2 separate regions of the Homo sapiens genome follow, and region 2 is linked to region 1. A link is an interaction called in ENCODE POLR2A ChIA-PET data of the cell type or tissue named here. Cell type or tissue: CD4-positive, alpha-beta T cell. All regions are shown on one strand. Region 1 overlaps SAE1 (SUMO1 activating enzyme subunit 1). Region 2 overlaps GRIN2D (glutamate ionotropic receptor NMDA type subunit 2D).

What was found. ChIA-PET counts read pairs that join two places held together with the same protein. Peaks named below come from ENCODE experiments on the same cell type or tissue, not always from the same donor. Only the 100,000 strongest peaks of a DNase experiment are listed, where the experiment ranks them.
Region 2: POLR2A ChIA-PET joins it to region 1 with 6 read pairs; 1 of 35 experiments calls an interaction of 5 or more read pairs at or near these places.

Annotation. Positions count from the first base shown.
Region 1 is chr19:47,157,451-47,162,450 of GRCh38, reverse strand. The region is part of intron 5 of SAE1 (SUMO1 activating enzyme subunit 1); the gene reads right to left. LOC124904730 (a long non-coding RNA gene) reads right to left here. Exons shown (of 2, transcript XR_007067277.1): 2 at 1-4,055. Among named protein-coding and RNA genes, the nearest start is that of SAE1, 29 kb to the right of the region's middle. RefSeq lists enhancers at 3,783-4,325, 4,326-4,867, 4,868-5,000. In CD4-positive, alpha-beta T cell, no CTCF peak of the experiment used is centred here; DNase peaks (open chromatin) are centred at 3,100 and 4,330; H3K4me3 peaks cover 1,819 bases; H3K27ac peaks cover 1,992 bases.
Region 2 is chr19:48,400,783-48,405,782 of GRCh38, reverse strand. GRIN2D (glutamate ionotropic receptor NMDA type subunit 2D) reads right to left here. Exons shown (of 14, transcript NM_000836.4): 4 at 430-1,049. Among named protein-coding and RNA genes, the nearest start is that of GRIN2D, 9.6 kb to the right of the region's middle. RefSeq lists enhancers at 1,857-2,151, 4,558-5,000. In CD4-positive, alpha-beta T cell, no CTCF peak of the experiment used is centred here; a DNase peak (open chromatin) is centred at 1,982.

The sequences.
Region 1 (5,000 bases):
TTCTAGAATATAAATTGATAAAACCACTTGAGAGTAACTTAACGGGGTCTGGTAAAGCTGAAAATGCCCTTATCTTAATTTTACTCCCAGGTATATACCCAAGAGAAATTAACACAATTGCCCAAGGAGATCATCTATACACACACAAACAAAATGCTTATGCAGCACAATTTGTAACAGCAAATTATGAGCATACCCAAATGCTTATAAATAGAAAAATGGATATAAAATAGTAATGTATTTACACAACAAAGACTCTAGCAAAAAACAAAAATAAAAACAAAACAAAAACCAAAAAGAAATGCCCTGCAGGGCTGTCCAAGAGAACTAGCTGTGATGATGGAACAGAATGTAATCTGTGCTATGCAATACAGATGCCAATGGCCACATGTGCTTACTGGCCACTTGAAATGTGACCAGTGAGACTGAGGAACTAAATATTTGATTTGATTTGATTTTAATTAATTTAAACAGCCAGCTGTGGCTAGTGGCTACCAAAATGGACAGCAAAGCCCTAGAACAACATATAAACAGATGGCCTCACAAACGTGTTGCTTCTCCTTAAAAGCAGGTGGCACCATGCATACAATATAAAACCAATTTTTAAGAAGATAAAAAGCATGCAAAGCAATTCTATGTGTTGCTTGGAAATACATACATAAGTAGTAAGAAGAAATGCATAGGAATGAGAAACCCAACTGAGGAGGGTGGTAACTTCTGTTGGAGGGACAGCCAGAGGGCCTCACCATACCAGTAATGTTTGATGCTTCAAATTGAGTGGTAGGTCTATGATGGTGAGCGAAATCATTCTTAATTTATGCCTAAAATATTGTATAATAAGTTCCATGTCATTGTTTAGATTTATAAACACGTGATAAAACAGGAAGTCAAGCAGGGCTGTATCTGCCCCTTCCAGGTGTCTTTTTTAATCCACACAAATGTACCAGCAGCTCTGGGGTTACTTACCTGGTGAGGGTACAGGGAGAAGAAGTAGAAGATAGAGAAACAGCATACAGATTGGTACAAAAGTACCAAAAATATTTGTGTTTTTAAGGCGGATAGTGTTTGTTTTGTTCCATTATCTGCATTGATGCTGCATATCTTCTTTTGTGCATTAAATGTCACAATAAAAAAAATATAGGCTGGGTACGGTGGCTCATGCCTATAATCTCAGCACTTTGAGAGGCCAAGGCAAGAGGATCACTTGAGGCCAGGAGTTTGAGATCAGCCTGGGCAACACAGCAAGAGATCTCAAAAAAAAAAAAAAACCCGAAAAAATTAGCAGAGCATGGTGGCACATGCCTGTGGTCCCAGCTACCTTGGAGACTGAGGTGGGTGGGAGGATCCCTTTAGCCCAGGAGTTCAAGGCTGCAGTGAGCTGTGTTTGTGCCACTGCACTCCAGCCTGGGCTACAGAGTTACATCCCATCTCAAAAATAAATAACATATAAAATTAAATATATATACAGAGATAAGCTAACATTAGCATCCCCCACCCCAACTAACTCTCCTACCTGGAAAACTTGCTATCAGCATTCCACCTAACTGCAAATTTACACCCCTCGTTGCCCTATTTCCACTCCTTTGAACCAAGTAGTTCTGATATTAATAATTAGCAGGATTGGCCAGGAGTGGTGGCTCACGCCTGTAATCCCAGCACTTTGGGAGGCTGAGGCGGGTGGATCACAAGGTCAGGAGATTGAGACCATCCTGGTCAACATGGTGAAACCCCGTTTCTACTAAAAATACAAAAATTAGGCTGGGCACGGTGGCTCACGCCTGTAATCCCAGCACTTTGGGAGGCCGAGGTGGGCGGATCACGAGGTCAGGAGATCGAGACCATCCTGGCTAACACGGTGAAACCCCATCTCTACTAGAAATACAAAAAAATTAGTCGGGCATGGCGGCGGGCATCTGTAGTCCCAGCTACTCGGGAGGCTGAGGCAGGAGAACGGCATGAACCCAGGAGGTGGAGCTTGCAGTGAGCTGAGATCGCACCACTGCACTCCAGCCTGGGCGACAGAGCGAGAGTCCATCTCAAAAAAAAAAAAAAAAAAAAAAAATTAGCTGGGCGTGGTGGCGCGCACCTGTAGTTCCAGCTACTCGGAAGGCTAACGCAGGAGAATCGCTTAAACCCGGGAGGCGGAGGTTGCAGTGAGCCGAGATCGCACCATTGCACTCCAGCTTGGGTGATAGAGTGAGACTCTGTCTCAAAAAAAAAAAAAAAAAAAAAAAAATGCAGGATTTTGAACCTCTCTGGCCTGAGGGTTCCAATCCAGGCAACTGAGTGACTTACTTCTAAATATTTCTGGGCAAGTCTATTGTCTTCTTTGGTATTCTGTTCTCTCAGCTTAGTTCAAATAACCTAAACCGTGAGAATTAATATACTAGAAGGTTAATTCATTTCATTGGTAACAAAGGTTACTTCAATTACTCTTTTTTAAAATGGAAACAATCAGGCTGGAAGCTGTGGCTCACGCCTATAATCCCAGTACTTTGGGAGGCCAAAGTGGGCGGATCACTTGAGGCCAGGAGTTCGAGACCAGCCTGGCCAATATGGAGAAATACCGTCTCTACTAAAAATACAAAAACCAGTCGAGTGTGGTGGCACACACTGGCAGTTCCAGCTACTCCGGAAGCTGAGGCAGGAGAATTGCTTGAACCCAGGAGGCAGAGGCTGCAGTGAGCTGAGATTGTGCCACTGCACTCCAGCCTGGGTGACACAGCAAGACTCCATCTCAGAAATAATAATAATTTTTAAAAATTAAAAATTAGCCAGGTGTAGTGGATGTCTGTAATTCCAGCTACTTGGGAGGCTGCAGTGAGCAGTGTTTGAACCACTGCACTTCAGCCTAGGTGACAGAGTAGTCAGACCCTGCTTCAAAGAAAAAAAAAAAAAAAGGAAGAAAATAATCTCCAGGGTTGCTGGATTATGCTGCAGTTAACAGCCACCAGTACACTGAACAAATATTCCGTGGATATGACTGTGCTACACACTGGACTAGGAGTCTAGCAGTGAACAAGACTACCTTCCCCCTATGGAGCTTAAAATGGAAGCGGGGAGACAGAGACAAGCAACCTAAGGGCCACCAGCAGTGGAAACCAAGGTACCACATGAAAGAAAAAGAACTCGACTGTTTCTTTAATGACGGGTGTAAGAGAGGATGAGAAGGCTGTCAACAAATTGCTCAGAAAGAGGGAGTCAAAAGAATGAATCACTCCTCAACTGTGGAATTTCTCAACTAATTCATGAAAAGAGTATTAATAGTACTCCAAATTAGTCACCTATTTCAGGAGCAGAGGTAAAATTAAATCTGTATTTCTAGTACAGTCAGGAACAAACCCTACTTTGTCTTTAATTTTTAAAGAGCTATTACAGAGTAACCACTGTCAGGCATCTCATCATCTCTGGCAGCACCTAACACAGATAACTCACAATAAAGAAACGTGAACATGGGAGCATGACAGTGGCCTTTTATCCTAAAGGTTTTCCAGAATGATCCCGATGTTCACATATTTTATCCCACCATCCTCCTAATATGTCACGTTACCCTAGCAACTTCAGGGGTATCCCTCTTTGTAAATCATAGGGTGAGCCTATGCCCTTACCCACTGTCTATGCTCTCGCCCCTTCTTCCACAGCTGTGTGGCCTTGGTCAGGTCACTTAATTTCTCATAGCTTCTTTATCAGCTATAGATGGGGACAACAAGACTGGATGTGATTCCCTGCACTCAACACAGTGCCTTGCACACAGTAGGCATTCTGCAACTCATGGAAGGAGCTGGCTGCGGCAGTGAGGGCAGCCACAGCAACTCTGCCCCTACGTCCGTCTTTCGGTTTATCCTACTTCCTCGGACAGAGCACTGCTCTTGGCTCTGGTGCCTGGAAAGCTTGTCCCTCACATGCCAACACAAACAACTCTTCCTCTGGGAAACCTTTTTGGGCACTTCCTTACCACCACCTCATTGCTGTCTCCTCTGGCTCCTGCATGTCAGTGTCCATGTGAGGCTTGTGCCCGAGACCTGATTGTGACGAAATCCGTCTCAAATCTTCTCCTGAGCACCAAAGGAAGCAAACAAACTACTGAGCACCTATTTCTGGGCTAGGCATTTTCCTAAGCCCTTATTTATCAGAATGGCACAGGTGCTAGAAAGGCCCACCAGCTTCCTAGAGGGTGTGAAAACCACAGGCTGTTTTTCCTTTTTGTTTTTCAACGTTACTAATTTAGGAGCACAAAGTGTACCTTGAAGCAAAAGTGGCTTTACAACCTTTGGTTAAACCTAGGGAAAGCGGGGAGGGGAAGGGAACCCTAACCAGAAAACCTTTCACAGGAAACAGGAAGTAGCTGCTTCCCCACCCCCACCCTGCACTCTCTGAGCACAACCCAACTAGTTATTCTGTACAATTAGGCAAAAGGGCAGCATCTGAATCAAGGAATCTTTGGTGTTGGAAGAGAACCTTGAAATCACAGGGCCATCTGTGCCAAAACGGAAGGAGGCATGTTATTGCAAGGTGACAAAGCCATGGCCAAAACCCAGTCCAGCCCAGTCGGTCCGCAGGGCCCTTGGTGAGGCTGCACAAAGGCAAGGTTTGGAATCCCAGGGATTGTCAGCAGGAATGCACTGAATGCCTCGTAACCTTAAGGGCTTGGGGTTGGAATCCGAGCCTGCATTGTTCAAGTGTAACAGCTGACTAACAATGTCAGCTGGGGAATATTTTGATACCTTCCAGCTCAGCTCCACGTAGGAAGAGGCTGCACAAAAACCTCTGTGCCTGTAGGGCCCTCCGGAATGGTGGGCAAAGGCCTGGGCTGCCCACATTCTCCTCATAGCGAGATAAAGTGGTTCCCAAAAGAGGTTTCCAGATCCACCCCAGTGGGCACCATCAGAACTGACTCCAGGGAAACTTCCAGCTGTGAATGGCTAACAAAGCTAGGCACTCTCTCCATTTGAATGTGAAAGACCTGCCTCAATCAGAGAAGGCCCTTAAGCCATAAAACC
Region 2 (5,000 bases), 1.2 Mb before region 1:
CTCATCTGGGCCACTGGATTGTTGGGTCTTTTTTGCTACTGAAGCTCAGTTTATAGTCTAGGTATTTAGACTAAATCTAAAATGCTCTCAATTATAAGATGTACCACAAAGAAAGACAAAAGTGCTGCCAATTAAGCCATGATAAGTCATCAATTATAAGACACATCTCGTTTTCAAAGACATTAAAATGTGAAACATTATGCATCTTAGAGTCATGAAATATAGTAATACACTCACTTTATCTCAGGTGCTTTTTCCAAATTACTTGATTTAACCTCAGAAAAGAGACCCAATTGCACCCACTTTACAGAAAAGAAAACTGAGGCTCAAAGAGCAGATGTGGCCCATTTGAGCCACTCATTCAGTGAATACTGAGGTAGTTAGGCTCTGGGAGCCCTCCCACACCCCTCCCATTCCAGCCCCACTCACCTATGCAGACTCTCGCCGCGGTGGGTGCGGTTCTGGGCGCGACAGTCGTGGCCGAGCTCAGGAAGGAAACCATAATCACGCAGCAGGGCCTGGGCACCTCTGGCCACTACGGCCACGCCAGCTGCCACTCGCCGAGCCAGGTCATCCCGCCAGCCAGCCGAGCGCACTGCAAACAGCCCGGCAGGCAGGGGGGCGCCTCCTGGCAGAAGAGGGGGCTCACCAGGGGCCCCAGAGCCCCCGCCTCCAGCCAGCTGGGGCCCCACCATGAACCAGACGTAGCCAGATCCAGTGAGGCCAGCCTCCTCAGCTGCGCGGAACACGGGCTCGGCCTCCTCTCGGGCGCAGAAGAGCAGGCGGATCTGCGCGCTGACACTGCGGAGCTGGGCACTGAGCACGGCCTCGCCCGCCCCAGGGTCCAGCGTCAGCGCTCCGCGGTGCTCCCAGCCCACCAGACTACCGTCAGTCAGCACCTCAATGTAGGACAGGAAGGCCCGGTGGCCAGGGGCACGAGTGGTCACGGCTACAAAGGACGTCCAGTCATACTCCTCCAGCACCTCAAAGATGACCTGAAGCTGTTGCTCGGTGGAAGAGCCCAGCTGCAGGAAGGTGGAGCCCTTCTCCTGCCAGGGAGGGAGGAGGATGTCAGGCCTGCCGATGTGGGGACCTTATTTCTCAGCAATGAATAAGGGGACCACAGCTCCCAATATGGCAGACTGACTCGACAGGTTCACTAAACCCATCTCCTTTTCCTCCTGGGGCACAGGGCTAGATCTGGATTAGGTTTAGCCACGTGATGAGTTATTCTAGACTCATCCATAAAACCTTAGTTTTTTGTTTTGTTTTTTTGTTTTTTGTTTTTTTGAGACAGAATCTTGCTCTGTCGCCCAGGCCGGTGAGCAGCGGCATGATCTTGGCTCACTGCAACCTCCGCCTCCTGGGTTCAAGTGATTCTCCTGCCGTGCCCAGCCTAATAAAACCTTACTCTTGAAGCTTAGTCCTCTGAAGGGGATTACAGAGCTACAAGAGGGTGAGAGCCTGAAACCCCGAGTCACCATACGGAGGAAAGCCACCTCCAATCAGGAACACCTGTTTGGATTTTTTTTTTTTTTTTTTGAGATGGAATTTCACTCTTGTTGCCCAGACTGGAGTGCAATGGCACAATCTCGGCTCACTGCAACATCCGCCTCCCGGGTTCAAGCAGTTCTCCTGCCTCAGCCTCCCGAGTAGCTGGGACTATAGGCGTGCGCCACCACGCCCAACTAATTTTTGTATTTCTGGTAGAGACGGGTTTTCTCCATGTTGGCCAGGCTGGTCTTGAACTCCTGACCTCAGATGATCCACCCGCTTTGGCCTCCCAAAGTGCTGGAATTACAGGCGTGAGCCACTGTGCCTGGCCTGGATTTTATATGAATGAGAAACAACCTCCTGTTGGGTGATCCACTGAGATTTGGGGGTTCATCCGTTCCAGCAGCTAACATCACTGTCATTAATACAACCAGCATCCGGTAAGGGAACTACAGCCCCCAGCAGCCACTGAGAGGGACTGGTTCCCTGAAGGCAGTGAGGAGACTACATCTCCCAGCATGCAATGAGGGTGCTGATGGTATTTCCCTACTGGAAGAAGCTTTGCAGAGTGTCCTTTCCCTTCTTTGGTTTTCCTCCTACCTCTCTGTCACCTCTTCCTCTGCCTCCTTTGCTGGCCCTTCTTCCTCAGCCAGAATTCTAAATTCTAAACACTAGGAGTGCCTTACTGTTCTCTTCTCTATTCCTCTCTCCCTGGTGATCTCAACCAGGCCCATGAGTTTAAATACTGTCTCCCATGCTATCCAATAGGGTGGCTGTTAGCCACTCATAACTATTCAAATTAAAATTAAATAAAATTTATCCTGAATCAAGGACCAGAGGAAAAAAATGTTAAATAGAATTTAAAACTTAGTTTTCTGGGTGCACTAACCACTTGTCAAGTACTCAACAGCCACATGTGGCTTGTGGCTTTCAAATCGGACAGAGCAGCTATAGAACAGCTTCATCTTTGCTGAAAGTTTTATTGAACAGTGCTGGATATGTTAATGGCTCCTGTCCTCAGTCACAACCTCTCATGTGAGCTCCAGACAAATCTATCCTCCAGCCTTTTTTTTTTTTTTTTTTTTTTTTTGAGACAGAGTCTTCCTCTGTTGCCCAGGCTGGAGTGCAATGGCACCATCTTCACTCACTGCAACCTCTGCCTCCTGGGTTCAAGCAATTCTCCTGCCTCAGCCTTCTGAGTAGCTGGGATTACAGGCACATGCCACCACACCCAGCTAATTTTTGTATTTTTAGTAGAGACAGGGTTTCACCATGTTGGCCAAGCTGGTCTCGAACTTCTGAACTCAAGTGATCTGCCTGCCTCGGCTTCCCAAAGTGCTGGGATTACAGGTGTGAGCCACCATGCCTGGCCCCTATCCTCCTTTTTATTCAATATCTCCTCTTGGATTTCCAAGGTGTCTCAAAATTAGCATGTCAAAAACAGATTGCTCGATCTTTCCCCTATCTCAAGACTGTTCCCTATTCTCTCTCTCTCTCTCTCTCTCTCTCTCTCTCTCTCTCTCGTAAAGGAGTAAAGAATCTTTTTTTTTTTTTTTTTTTTTTTTGAGACGGAGTCTTGCTCTGTCGCCCAGGCCGGACTGCGGACCGCAGTGGCGCAATCTCGGCTCACTGAAAGCTCCGCTTCCCGGGTTCACGCCATTCTCCTGCCTCAGCCTCCCGAGTAGCTGGGACTACAGGCGCCCGCCACTGCGCCCGGCTAATTTTTTGTATTTTTAGTAGAGACGGGGTTTCACCTTGTTAGCCAGGATGGTCTCGATCTCCTGACCTCATGATCCACCCGCCTCGGCCTCCCAAAGTGCTGGGATTACAGGCATGAGCCACCGCGCCCGGCCAGGAGTAAAGAATCTTAAGGAATAAAGAGCAGCTGCCTTTTTTTTCCTCTCTCTCTCATTCACCCTGATGCTCAGGCCCCAAACCTAAATCATCCTTTCCCTTTCTTTCCCTCACACATTCAGCCATCTCCAAGTCTTCTTAGCTCTACGTTCAAAGATAGCTCCAGTTGTCCACTCCTCACTGCCATCACTGTCACAACTCTCATTGTCACCCTTTCTTGCCCAGCTATCTACAACTTTCCCACCCATCTCTGTTTTCTTTTCTCTCTTTCTTTCTTTCTTTCTTTCTTTCTTTCTTTCTTTCTTTCTTTCTTTCTTTCCTTCTCTTTCTCTCTTTCTTTCAAGTTTCGCTCTGTTGTCCAGGCTGGAATGCAGTGGCGAGATCTCGCCTCACTGCAACCTCCACCTCCTGAGTTCAAGCAATTCTCCTGCCTCAGCCTCCCAAGTAGCTGGGATTACATGCATGCACCACCATGCCAAGCTCATTTTTGTATTTTTAGTAGAGGGAGGTTTCACCATGTTGGCCAGGCTGGTATCAAACTCCTCACCTCAAGTGATCCACCCGCCTTGGCCTCCCAAAGTGGTGGGATTCCAGGCATGAGCCACTGCGCCCAGCCTATCTTTGTTTTCAATCTTGCATCTTCCAGTCTATTCTCCAAACAGCAGCCAGAGTGATTGTTTCAAAATATTAATTGGATCACATCCCTTCTCAATTGAAAACCTTCCAGTGATTCTACCTCAGAATCAAAGCCAAAGTCCTCACCGTGGCCCCAAGGCCCTGCGTGAACTGGCCCCCGTTGCTTCTCTGACCTCATCTCCTGCCACCCCAATCCCCCAGTGGGCTCCAGCCACACTCCCTTCTTGCTCTTCCTCAAATACATCAAGCTCCTTCCTGCTTCAAGGGCTTTGTCCTTTGTTGTTGCCTCTCCTGGGGACACTTTTCCCTACCTCCTCCATGCCAGACCTCCACCTGACACCTCCAGCTCAGGTGTCACCGCCTCAGGGAGGCCTCCCCTGACTGCCATCTATTGAAACTCCATCCTCAGTCATTACAACATCCTGTGTTGATTTCCTCCAGGACAGCCGGATTTTACTGTTACTGGTTTTGTCTGTCTCACCATTAAAATGCAAGCTCTATAAGGCAGGGACCTTGTCTCCCTCTCTTTTTTTCCCCCCCCCTCTAGAACTGTATTCCCTAGGAATTAAAACAGCCCTGGCACAGAATCAGCTCTCAATAAATCTTCCTGTAATGCAATGAGAACAGCAAGTGGGCTTTCTCCCTAGGCGCACAGGGGATACTGCAGTTGTCCTGAGGGAATGAGTTCTTTTTGTTTATTGTTTTTTTTTTTTTTTTGAGAACAGTCTCACTCTGTCCCCCAGGCTGGAGTGCAGTGGCAAGATCTCGGCTCACTGCAATCTCGGCTCACTGCAACCTCCGCCTCCCAGGTTCAAGCGATTACTCCTGCCTCAGCCTCCTGAGTAGCTGGGATTACAGGCATGCGCCACCATGCCCGGCTAATTTTCATATTTTCAGCAGAGATGGGGTTTCTCCATGTTGGCCAGGCTGGCCTCAAACTCCTGGCCTCAGGTGATCTGCCCGCCTCGGCCTCCCAAAGTGCTGGGATTACAGGTGTGAGCCAGTGCACCTGGCCG